Regions from separate parts of the Homo sapiens genome. Here region 1 is linked to region 2. A link is a contact called in ENCODE Hi-C data. All regions are on one chromosome and are shown on one strand. Each heading gives the region's core, a stretch centred on a gene start or an enhancer-like site at or near the end of the contact. The rest is flanking DNA. Distances are from core to core; before and after follow the strand shown. Region 1 holds the start of OR4C11 (olfactory receptor family 4 subfamily C member 11). Region 2 holds the start of OR4A15 (olfactory receptor family 4 subfamily A member 15).

What was found. Hi-C counts contacts between places; a loop is a spot of excess contacts on that map.
Region 1: a loop to region 2 is called in a map of Panc1, with 4 times the contacts of the local background. The contact joins the promoter of OR4C11 here to the promoter of OR4A15 in region 2. A Hi-C loop is called at or near these places in 1 of 168 maps with a recorded cell type or tissue (Panc1).

What each region holds. Positions count from the first base shown.
Region 1 is chr11:55,605,838-55,611,932 of GRCh38, reverse strand. It overlaps OR4C11 (olfactory receptor family 4 subfamily C member 11), which reads left to right and starts at 4,288. Exons shown (of 4, transcript NM_001004700.3): 1 at 4,288-4,646; 2 at 5,254-5,411.
Region 2 is chr11:55,364,734-55,370,811 of GRCh38, reverse strand. It overlaps OR4A15 (olfactory receptor family 4 subfamily A member 15), which reads right to left and starts at 2,838. Exons shown (of 1, transcript NM_001005275.2): 1 at 1,894-2,838. The coding sequence starts at 2,838. The coding sequence ends at 1,894.

The sequences.
Region 1 (6,095 bases), core at 3,039-5,538, 240 kb before region 2:
TTCAAAATAATAATTATCAGACTTCTAATGCTTAGCAGTTAACTGTACCTAAAAAGATTTTAGCAATTTGGGGGTCATTGACCAATTTTCTTCTTACTGTTTTTTTTTCAAATTTATTATTATTTTTTAAGTTGGCAGATACATCTATATGTGTAGTAAGCCTCCCACATTCATGGGTTCTGCATCCATGGACTCAATCCAACCATGGATGGAAAATACTCCAAAAAAATTTGCATCTGTACTGAACACGTTATAGACTTTTGTCTTGCTCTTCTCTAACCAGTATAATATAACAATTATTTACACAGCATTTACATTTTATTAGGTATTATAAGTAATCTAAAGATGATTTAAAGTATAAGGGAGAATATGCAGCTGTTATGTCAAATACTATGCCATTTTATGACAAGAACTCAAGCATTGTCTGATTTTGGTCTTCCATGGGAGGTTCTGGAACCGATACCCCACAGATACAGAGGAACTGCTGTATTTATAGCATACAACATGATGTTTTGTAGTATACATACAAAGTGGAACGATAACTCTGGCTAATTAACATATGCATTACCTCATGTAGTTATCATGTGGGGAGAGCACTGAACATTCACCCTCTCAGAATCCTATCATTTGTGACAACATGGATGAACCTGGAAGACATTATGTTAAGTGAAATAAAACAGGAAAGATAAGTACTGCGTGATCTCACTCATATATGGAATCTAAAAGAGATGATTTCATAAAAGTAGACAGTAAAATGACAGTTACAATACATTGGGGCATTTGGGGTGGGGATCAAGAAGTTGTTGGTCTCCTTACTTTATTACAACTGATGCTGTCCTTGTTTACAAGATACCATATTGTTTATTTTACAGATAGATTTATTTACCTAAAACAAACTGATTTAAAGATAACCATCAGAGAAGTGGATTGGTGAACAAATTAATCTGGGAATTGCTCAATATATCCAAACTTCTAATTTTCAATAAAGAAGTCTTAGATCCAGAAAATTCAGTTTTTCTCTGGATAAAAAAGTAATTCCGTTTGGTATCCATATCCTGACTCTCACTTAGTCTGAGGTGTATCCCAGGCTTGAGAGCAAAGCAAAATGGGGTGTCATGTAGGACAGCCATAAGAGGAAGTATTTTGAGTCCTCAGCTCTACAGAAAAGAAAAGAAAATGAAAAGTGACAGATTACCAGAAGACCCAAATTGCATTACTGAATATTTATGTGGATATTTCTTATAGTTAATAGAAATGTATAATATTTCTATTGGTCTAATGCTAATCATTTAGCATCCTTGATGTCAAATCATTTTGCAGTTTTTCTTCTGTTTTAGCAAAATGTGCATTCCTTAAGTTAGGATTCTGGCTTGTTTTCCAGATCATCATAGACGCTTAATCCATAATACATTTTAAAAACCCCATCCTGTATTCTGAGGGAACATGCTACAAATGGTCACTACTGTTAGCAGAGGTAAAAGAGACATGTAAACACAGTCAGGTGGGGACAATTGTTGCCATTAAAACACATATTTTGGCCGGGCGCGGTGGCTCACACCTGTAATCCCAGCACTTTAGGAGGCCGAGATGGGCGGATCACAAGGTCAGGAGATCGAGACCATCCTGGCTAACACGGTGAAACCCCGTCTCTGCTAAAAATACAAAAATTAGCCGGGCATGGTGGCGCGCACCTGTAGTCCCAGCTACACGGGAGGCTGAGGCAGGAGAATGGCGTGAACCCGGGAGGCGGAGCTTGCAGTGAGTCGAGATCACGCCACTGCACTCCAGCCTGGGCGACAGAGCGAAACTCCGTCTCAAAAAAAAAAAAAAAACAAAAAAAAAACCACATATTTTATGATTCTGCTTAGGGGATAATAAGCAGAAAATGAAAACAAAACAAAAACATGTTTTGCTGAACATATTTTCTCAATTTGTCTTATAGTTCAAATCATAAATGAGTAAAGGAAGTAGTAAAATTGTAAAGTACAAAATCAGTGGAATATTCAGAAGTTTTATATTAAGTGAAAGTTGCCCTTATAATTACCTTATTTTCACTTTAATGGTAGAATCACTTGAACCCATGACGTGGAGGTTGCAGTGAGCCAAGATTGCACCATTGGACTCCAGCCTGGGCAACAAGAGTGAAACTCCATCTCAAAAAAACAAAAATGCCCAACATCACTGATCATCAGAAAAATGCAAATCAAAACTACAATGAGATATCATCATCTCACCCAAGTTAGAATGGCTTATATACAGAAGACAGGCAATAACAAATGCTGGTGAGGATGTGGAGAAAAGGGAAACCTTGTATGCTGTAGATGTGAATGTACATTAGTACAACCACATGAAAAAGTTTAGAGTTATTCAAAAACTAAAAATTGAGCTAATATGTGAACCAGAAATCCTACTGCTGGGCATATACCCCAAAGAAAGGAAATTAGTGTATCAAAGAAGTATCTGGACTCCTATGTTTGTTGTGGCACTGTTTCCAACAGTTAAGATTTGAAAGCAACTGAAATGTCCATCAACACATGAATAGATAAAGAAAATGTGGTGTATATACTATTCAGCCATAAAAATAAATGAGATCCAGTCATTTGCAACAACATGAATGGAATGGGAGATCATTATGTTAAGTGAAATAAGCCAGACACAGAAAGACAAACACCACATGTTCTCACTTATTTGTGGGATCTAAAAGTCAAAAGAATTGAACTCATGGACATTTGGGTAGAAGGACAATTACCAGAAACTGGAGGTGAGGAAGGCCATTGGGTACAAAAAAAGAGTTATAATGAATAAGACTTACTATTTGATAGCACAACAGGTTGATTATAGTCAATAATAATTTAATTGTATATTTCAAAATAACTTAAAGAGTATAACTGGATTATTTGCATCTCAAAGAACAAATACTTGAGGGGATGAATATCCCATTTTCCCTTATGTGCTTATTTCACATTGCATGCTTGCATCAAAATGTCTCATATACTCCATATATATATATATATATATATATATATATATATATAGTGTTAGTCCATTCTCACACTGCTAATAAAGACATACCCAAGACTAGGTAGTTTATTGAAGAAAAAGAAGTTTAATGGACTCACAATTCCACATGGCTGGTGAGACCTCACAGTCATGGTGGAAGGGGAGGCAGTAGCAACAGAATGTCTTACATGGTGGCAGGTAAGAGAGAGCTTGTGCAGGGAAACTGCCCTTTATAAAACCATAAGATCTTGTGAGACTTATTCACTACTATGAGAACAGCACAGGAAAAACCCACCTGCATGATTCAATTACCTCTCACTGGGTCCCTCCCACGACACATGGGGATTATGGGAGCTACAATGGAAGATGAGATTTAGGTGAGAACACAGACAAACCATATAACATACCTACTATGTACCCACAAAAATAAAAATAAGTAAAAATTAAAATTTTAAAAATTAAAAATAAAATAAATATCTGAGGTGATGGACATACTAATTACCCTGATTTTATTACTAAACATTGTAAAGAAATATGGAAATATCACTTCATATCCAATAAATATAATTATTACATATCAACTAAAAAATAAATGAAAGGTAGTTAACCTCTAATTCTATTTTATTTAACTATGTATTCAATTATTTATAAAGATGAACTTTTCGGTATATATTTTACAATTACGGTTATATTTCAAAACTGTGTTATTTATTTTGTTGCTAAAAATTTTTACAGCTTTGGCCGTTGTAGGCTGTTTCAGTTGACTCCTGTGTCCCCATCACCGTTTGTGTGCATGTTTTAGCACTTCTGTATTTCCACCGCTGTGAAACGCTCATTTATTTTGTACACTCTCAGTTAAAAATCTAGAATCAAACATTTCTTCAAGAAGCCTTGATCACTTTATTGGAGAATGGTATGAGAAACAAAGATTTGGTTGATAGAAGACCATTTTTAATTCTAGTCAAAAACGTCATTTATCACTCAAATTAACACCTCTAATTGCAAGAGTGGGCTACCTCTTTTTTCCATAATCCAAGACAAATTGAAGATTAAGTTATCTATCACATCTGGCTCATGTTCCAAAAGGGACACTTGAGGGGATGACATTCCCCAGACTCTTAAATTTTGCATAATTCATATTAAGCACTTCTCCTGGGAAGGCAAAAGAGAAAATTTTCCCAGTCAAAAATCCTGCGTGAGGGTAGATTTCAGAAAGTGTTGGATGAATCTGGAACCAATTTAGTTTGCCTTCTACCATTAAGATGGGGATGTAAACTTCTTTGTGAGACCAAAGAGAGCCTCGTATCAGAATAGTTATATATTAATTTATAAGCACTTTTAAAATTCTCATTTGAATAAGTAGCCTCCAAATTATATTGGGAAGAAAAGAGGGCAATTGAACATCCTAATATAGCATACTCTCTTATCAAAGCTGGTAAGGTCTGTATAGGAGAATAACTTAGTCGTATCTAACATTCAGAGAAGGTGGATCTGATCAATACAACAGCCAGGAACTAACATATACAAGACACTGGTGGGAGGTGGGGAAATTCAAGGACTTTTCTAGAAGTGCTTTACAATCTAAAGTGAAAAGATGGAAATAAAAATCATGCACAGAATTTCTTGATGGAAATGGGCACTACCAGGTAAGAGCTGTTGGTAGAAGTGGGTAGGAGATAATTAAACAGAAACAGCCTACTCTGGGCAAACTGCCTAAGGGTAGCTCTGCTCTGCAAGGAGCAGTAATAAAATAAATAATAAACAAACAGAAATAAAATCTATTGGGGTGTTCCAGGAAGTGCTCCATGAAGGTGATGATGTCGCCCACGGTAGGATGCTGGCTTCCTTCTCCTTAATGCAGCTAAATATAAAATAGTATAAAACATTAATGATTTGGATCTATAAGAATTTCTCTTAATTCTTTGATTCATTCAACAGATATCAAAAACCTACTTTTTTATAAGTGCTGTAATTCAGCAGTGAACAGATAAAAATACCCTTTCTTATGTTGCTTCATTCTAATGTATAGTACTATAAAAATGTGTAATGATGTCTATTTGTATCTATTTATTCCTGCTTATTCATGTCTATTCTGGAGATACATGCATGTGTGTGTGTCTTTTTATAATACTTAATTCAGAGAAGACAAATACAATTTTTTATTTCTGTTTGCTAAAGAGCTTTCACAAACCTTCAATACAGGAAGTGAATCTCCAGTTAGTGACAGTGTGTCTGCATATGTTGTATTTACAGAGCCCTGAGTTTCAACACTACTGCTATATCTGACTTACTCAAATTTGTGAGGCTTAATGTAGCCCTAAGAATACCACTAGAATTCCTGTCTACAACAAGACAGTTGTGATGGCTCAGGGATATGCCATCACAAGGTGAATAACAACCCATCTCCCAAGGTAAAGCTTTTAAAACATTATTTTCGATGTAGCATTATTATGACACATTGTCAAATACTACCAAAGTGAATATTTTTTAATGTAGTTATTTCTCCCATGTCTAATGCCAAGAATGCAATTTCCCCGCTCAGAGTCATTATAGTTTTTTCATACTCTTCTACTATAATTCATGTATAGAAATATGCAGGTGTGTGTAGTATATATTGTACTGATGTTAAGGAAAATGTTACAATTCTAAGCATGCAATATTAATCTCTTACATTTCAATTTACACCATATGTCAGGGACAATTTTGTGTGTGTGTGTGTGTGCGTGCGTGTGCATATAAACACACAGCTATCTGTATCTGCTTCATTCTTATTAATGTTTGCGTAAAAATATCATCCTTGATTCATTAATGTCCCTTCTGATGGGCACTAAAGTTGTTTCCTATCTCTTGCTACCATCTAAAAAGGCAAAATGATTGTCCTTGTTTCTGTGAATGAGTGCGTCTATAGGAAACGGAATAACTGGATCAATATCTATATCCGGTTGTCATATAATAGATACTGAAGTCACTTTCTAGAAGGTTGCACCCACTTACATTCCCACCAAAAGTTTGTAGGGTTGACGGTTTCCCACACCTTTGTCAAGACTATTTGTTAAGACATTTATCAAAAGGATTACTTTATTAACCTGATAGGT
Region 2 (6,078 bases), core at 1,589-4,088:
GGACCATGGACTTTTTAGTTAATGTTGGAATGGGTTAACACTTTGGGGGAATGTTGGGAAGGCATGATTGTATTTTGAAAGTTGAAAAGATCATGACATTTTAGAGGGGCCAAGAGCAGAATAATATGGTTTTGATCTGTGTCCCCACCCAAAGCTCATGTCTAAATGGAATATCCAAAGTGTAGGTGGGGCCTGTTGTTAAGTAGATTATGGGGGAAGTTTCTCGTAGTTTAATACCATCCCCCCTTAGTGCTGTCAACATGACAGTGAGTTCTCATGACAACTTGTGATTTATAATTGTGTGTTATCTTCCCCTCTTGCTTCTGCTGCTGTTCTAATTTTAGAGAAAGTTATCTTCATATAAAACTCAGGGCAGGAGAGGACTTTGAGAAGCATGTGCAGAGGACAGGAGGACCTTCTTCCTGAGTTTAGCTTCCTCATCTCTGCATCATGGCTTGGGTGGTGAAACTTCAATCCCACTGTGCTCACTCCAGTATCCAGATGTTGGATTCCCCAATTCCAATGATTATGAAGTTCTAATTCCTGATATGAGATTCCTTTCTTACTAAAAAATCTACAGCACTTTTCATTTCCTTAACTAAAGAATAAATACAATTTCATGGCTTATTTTTTTTTCAATATGTGTTGAATAACTGGAAGCATTAATATTGCTAAGTGCATTAAGTACATCTATTATAAACTGAGGAAAGGAAAAAGAAAAAAATACCAACTTTTTACCTTAATAAAGATGGTGTAGGTTGACTTCAACAAGGCAATATGTTATGCCATAGCCATTAAAAATTATCTTTGTAATACCGTATTAGTTCTCTAAACCCACTGTAGAGCAACTCTAAACAAAGAAGACACCTTTGATGTATCACTTTGTATCACTTCAGTCAATGAGATCATATAGTTCACAGAGATTCTGAAAGCTACTTATTGTGTAAAGCAAAACAATCCGTTTGAAAAATGTTTGACATTCATTGTGTGTGTGCGTGTTTTTAAAGTGCACCCAGAGAGTTTAATGTGGGTAGATTCTGTGGAATCTACTGTTATATATGAGTGGCTTAAGCACCTATTTCAGCTATTGGGGGAGGTCAATTGATCTAGGTATACAGAATGAGATTAAACAATTTTTCTGTTCAAAAACTGGTCAAATTATACAAAAACAACTATATGCTATCTGGACATCCTAACTCCATCACAGTATGAAATTAACAAAGTTTATTTCTCATTGATTTATCCTCAGCTATCAACATATCTATGAAACTTTAAATTCATTAATTTCACCAAGACATTTATTTGTACTGTTAGATTAACATTCTTTTAACAATCTAAATTTTCACGTTTAATATATCATTCTCTTGGATGAAAGGGAACAAATTTTCTTAGATCACATTTATATGTGCCAGGAAGATATCACAGACCATAAAGAAGAATAGATTTTTGATGTTACCACACACAAAAAATCAATGTTGGGGAGGTGACAGATATATTCATTAGACTGATGAAATCTTTCTATAATGTATACATAGATCAGAACATCACATTGTACTCCATAAATATACCCAATTATTGACAATTTAAAATACATAAAAAAGAAAAATAAATAAATGATTTTTAAATAAAAAAGAGCTTGAAATAAAACTAAATATTGTTATCAACCAAAGAATCTTAACACAGTATGATTACAAAAACAGTACACACTGTTAAACCTATGCAATTTTCTTGGTCTGTAATGGGTGTAACATATTACACCTAGACAAATATTAATTTATATGACTGCTTCAGAATAAGTAAGCTAAAAAACTAAAAGGAAATGATAACAGAAATGTAATCAGATAGGATAGTGAAATTGTTCCTTGCTTCTGTGAAAGAATGAATGTCACATTCTCATGAGTGATACAGCCATTTCCCAGCTAAGCTTACTTTTTTACTCCAAAGTTTCCTCATGGCACTTTTCATTTCTGCATTCTTCAGGGTATAGATTAGTGGGTTCAGCATGGGAGTTATAAAAGTTAGAACTACAGTCATGGATTTATCAATGGGAAAAGTAGAATTGGGCCTTGCATACAAGAAGATACAGGGGACAAAGAATAAAATGACCACAGTGACGTGGGATGCACAGGTGTAGAAAGCTTTTCGTTTCCCTTCCAAACTCTGAGTCTTAAGAGAGTGTAATATGACCCCATAGGAAAGCAGGATAGTGAAGAAGGTGACAGCACAAATCGCTCCTCCATTAGCTATCATAGAAAGCCCAGTGACATAGGTATTGGTGCAAGCAAGTTTCAATAAGGGATACAAATCACACAGGAAGTTGTCAATGACATTGGGTCCACAGAAAGGGAGCTGATAAATAAAGAGAAATTGAACCAATGAGTGAAGAAAGCCTCCAATCCAGGCCGCCAACAGCATAAGAACACAGACTCGACGATTCATGGTGATCAATTCATGAAGAGGCTTACAGATGGCCATGTATCGATCATAGGCCATTACCACCAGAAGAATGACTTCAGCACCAGCAAATAAATGATCCATAAAAAGTTGAGCCATACAACCCTGAAAGGAAATGGTCTTTTTCTCAGAGAGCAAGTCAACAATCATTTTGGGAGCAAATGCAGTAGAATAGACGGTATCTATGAATGATAAAGAAGCCAGAAAAAAGTACATGGGGGAACCCAGGGACTGGCTGGCCATGATGGTCACTATGATAAGCAGGTTGCCCATTATCGTCACCATGTAGATTAGTAAGAATGTGACAAATAAAACCTTTTGCCCCTCAGGGTTCTGTGTGAGCCCTAAGAGGATAAATTCAGTCACATTGTTCTTATTTTTCATGTGTTCTTCTGAAGGTGTTGGACTCAGGTGTCGGAGCCTACAAACAAAAGGGTCAGTGATAAATTTGAGATTATTTGTCAGAAGCTCCATGTCAAAAATGTGATGCCTTATCGACCACGTTTTCCCTGACCAGGGCCTCACACAGAGCAGCTCATTAGAAAAGAAGTGTTTAGAATATCCTCCCACAATTATCCTTTTCATTTTTACAAATGGGACATGGATGAAGCGGGAAACCATCATTCTCAGCAAACTATCACAAGAACAGAAAACAAAACACTGCATGTTCTCATTCATAAGTGGGAGTTGAACAAGGAGAACACATGGACACAGGGAGGGGAACATCACACACCGGGGCCTGTTGGGGAGTGGGGAGCTAGGGGAGTGATAGCATTAGGAGAAATACGCTATGCAGGTGATGGGTTGATTGGTGCAGCAAATCAGCATGGCACATGTGTACCTATGTAACAAAGCTGCACATTCTGCACATATACTCCAGAACTTAAAGTATAATTTTAAAAAAAGAATTTTAAAAAATACAAATGTATTGCTTTAACTGCAATGATGAGGCTTCATGATTTTAACTGGAAGGTATATGTGAGTGAATATATATGTGAGATAATCTATTACAGATCAAAATAGAGCTGCTTTCTTGAGAACATCCCTTAAAAAGACTGTATTTTTGATATTTATATAGTATTTATCTTTTTTTGAACAGATTTTGTCCTTCCATGATCTATCAAGAAAACAGCCTCATATGTGTTGACTTTACTTATATATTTATGTAAAGTAGTACCCAGTATATGGAGCATAAGATTACAGGCTAATGTTTAGATATTTGCCATTCTGAAACACTGTACTGTGAGCTCCTAGAATCCAGGAATAACTCGCTCAAAGAACCAGACACATTGTGAGTGCTCACTAAATGTTTATTAAATTTTATTAAACCAAATTTCAAAGCTCAGAGAGCAAGTATGTGGAAATAAATGTATTAAAATCTTGCCAGCCATGAAAGTCCAATGAAAGCAAAGTTTTATTTGAAAAGAAACTACACACACACACACACATATACACACACACACACACTGAATTTTCATCTATTACAACGTAGGTCATTAGAGGAAAAAAACAGGTAATACAAATCAAAGTCGGGGGGCAATGCAGAGACATTTTCCCCACTTTTCGCATTTGTTTAAGACTGATCATGGCTAATTACAGATTAATTTGGAATGTCAAAAATAAAGACTCCAGGCAAAATCATGGTGTAGTAGAAATAATTCTATACTAAAAATCTGAAAATATTAGTTGATTTTGAGCTTAGTCATCTCAGGAAAATCACATCCCACCTTATAATTCCTTACTGGAAATGTAATGATCCTTCCAGATAAATGAGTTTCTGGATTCTTATCATTGACACCTGTATCCTAGACAACATGATGACATTTTTGCTGGTAGACCATTTTTATATAAACCAGGTTTAGTATGTGCTAAAGGTTATTTAATTATTAAAGTAATTAATACATAAGGGTTTTTTCATATTATTAGTTCTTGGTTATTGGAATTTATGTCAAATACAAAATATTCATTCTCACTTGAGTAAAATAAATCAAATAATCTGTTGGGCCTTTCAGATGTGATCCAGGCCCAATTTTATGTGTCATATACACAAGTTTGTATTAGCAGGATTATTTTAAATATGCTCTGTGTTAGTGATGATCATTTGTGATAGTCAGGAGATTATTCTATCTATGCATCAAAGCAAGCCAAGACATCTTTAAGGATCAGAGGGAGAGTAAAAGTGTAGACATAAATAAAATAAGAGATAACTTAGTAAAGGCATATGGAAATAAGTAAAGGCCACAAGCTGAATGAAATATTGGTAAGCATTTTGGGTGAGGGAACTGAATTAGTTGAGAGCAGAAGAATATCAGATTCCCAGAGCTGTCAATCAGGAGGTGGCCAGAAAGGTAACTCAGCATCAGTATCAGCACTTGCTTCTAGGAATCTTTATACATTTGGGCCAAAGAAAAATAAGAAAATCAGATTTTAAACTTTAGGGTAGGTCAGTAGGTAAGATTAGCTTCCTTGGAAGTTCTGTCTTTGGGGATTCTGATATTTTGTTGCATATATACATAATTAAATACCTTTACTGGCAATTATGAAACTATTCTGCATTTATAATGGAAATGAGTACTCATAATTTATAGGAGCTATCTGAGCATTCAAGAGAAAACTTCCAGTAGGACAGTCTCTCCTGTTGACATTTTGTACTTATAACACTTATTTGTTTATATCATTTTAAGTACTCAATAGATATTTCACTTATTAAAATGTTCTTAAGAGCATTACTATTATTCTAAACTACCGAAAATTATCACTTTGAATGATTCAAAATTCTGTATTTTATCAATGTATTTTATGAAAAAGTATATATCTGATTGAAACATTTGTAATATTCTTCAAATTTCTTAACATATTCAATGAGAACAAGTAAATCATTAAGAAATACTCAAAAAAGTGAATCTGTGATAGGTATCCCAGAGTAACAATTTTTACAAAATATCAATGAGAACAAGTAAATAATTAAGAAATACTCAAAAAAGTGAATCCATGATAGGTATCCCAGAGTAACAATTTTTACAAAATATAAAAACTTGTATTCTGAAAAGTCTACTTCCTAAGTAAATTTATGCACCTACACATACACCTTATTAGAAACGGTAATTTAGTGTCCATGGAAAAAGAGGTTATAAATTTCATTAGGTACAAGATCTACAGAAGCTTAGGGAAAATGCCAACATCAATTTCTGCCTGTGAGTTAATTATGTGAATATGTCCCTATTTTTAGGGTTTTAAAATTGTAGTGAGTAAAACTGGACACATCATGTTATGTACCCAATTGATCCCCTAATCTATAAAAAGGTACCTCAGATTAAATTAGTTTTAATGATACATGTCAAAGAGCTATGGAGAAAGACAGATGGTGAATTTTCACATGGTGATGTGAATGTTATTTGGGGTATATGCACAAAAGAATAGAAATCAAAGACTGAAACAAATATTTGGACACTGATGTTCAATAGCAGAATTATTCACAGTAGCCAAAAAATGGAAACAACTTGAATGCCCATCAATTAATGAATGAATAAACAAATTGTAGTATATACATACAAGGGGATATTATTCAACCTTAAAAAGCAATGAAATTGTGATAATGCTACAACATTGGTGAACCTTGAAGAC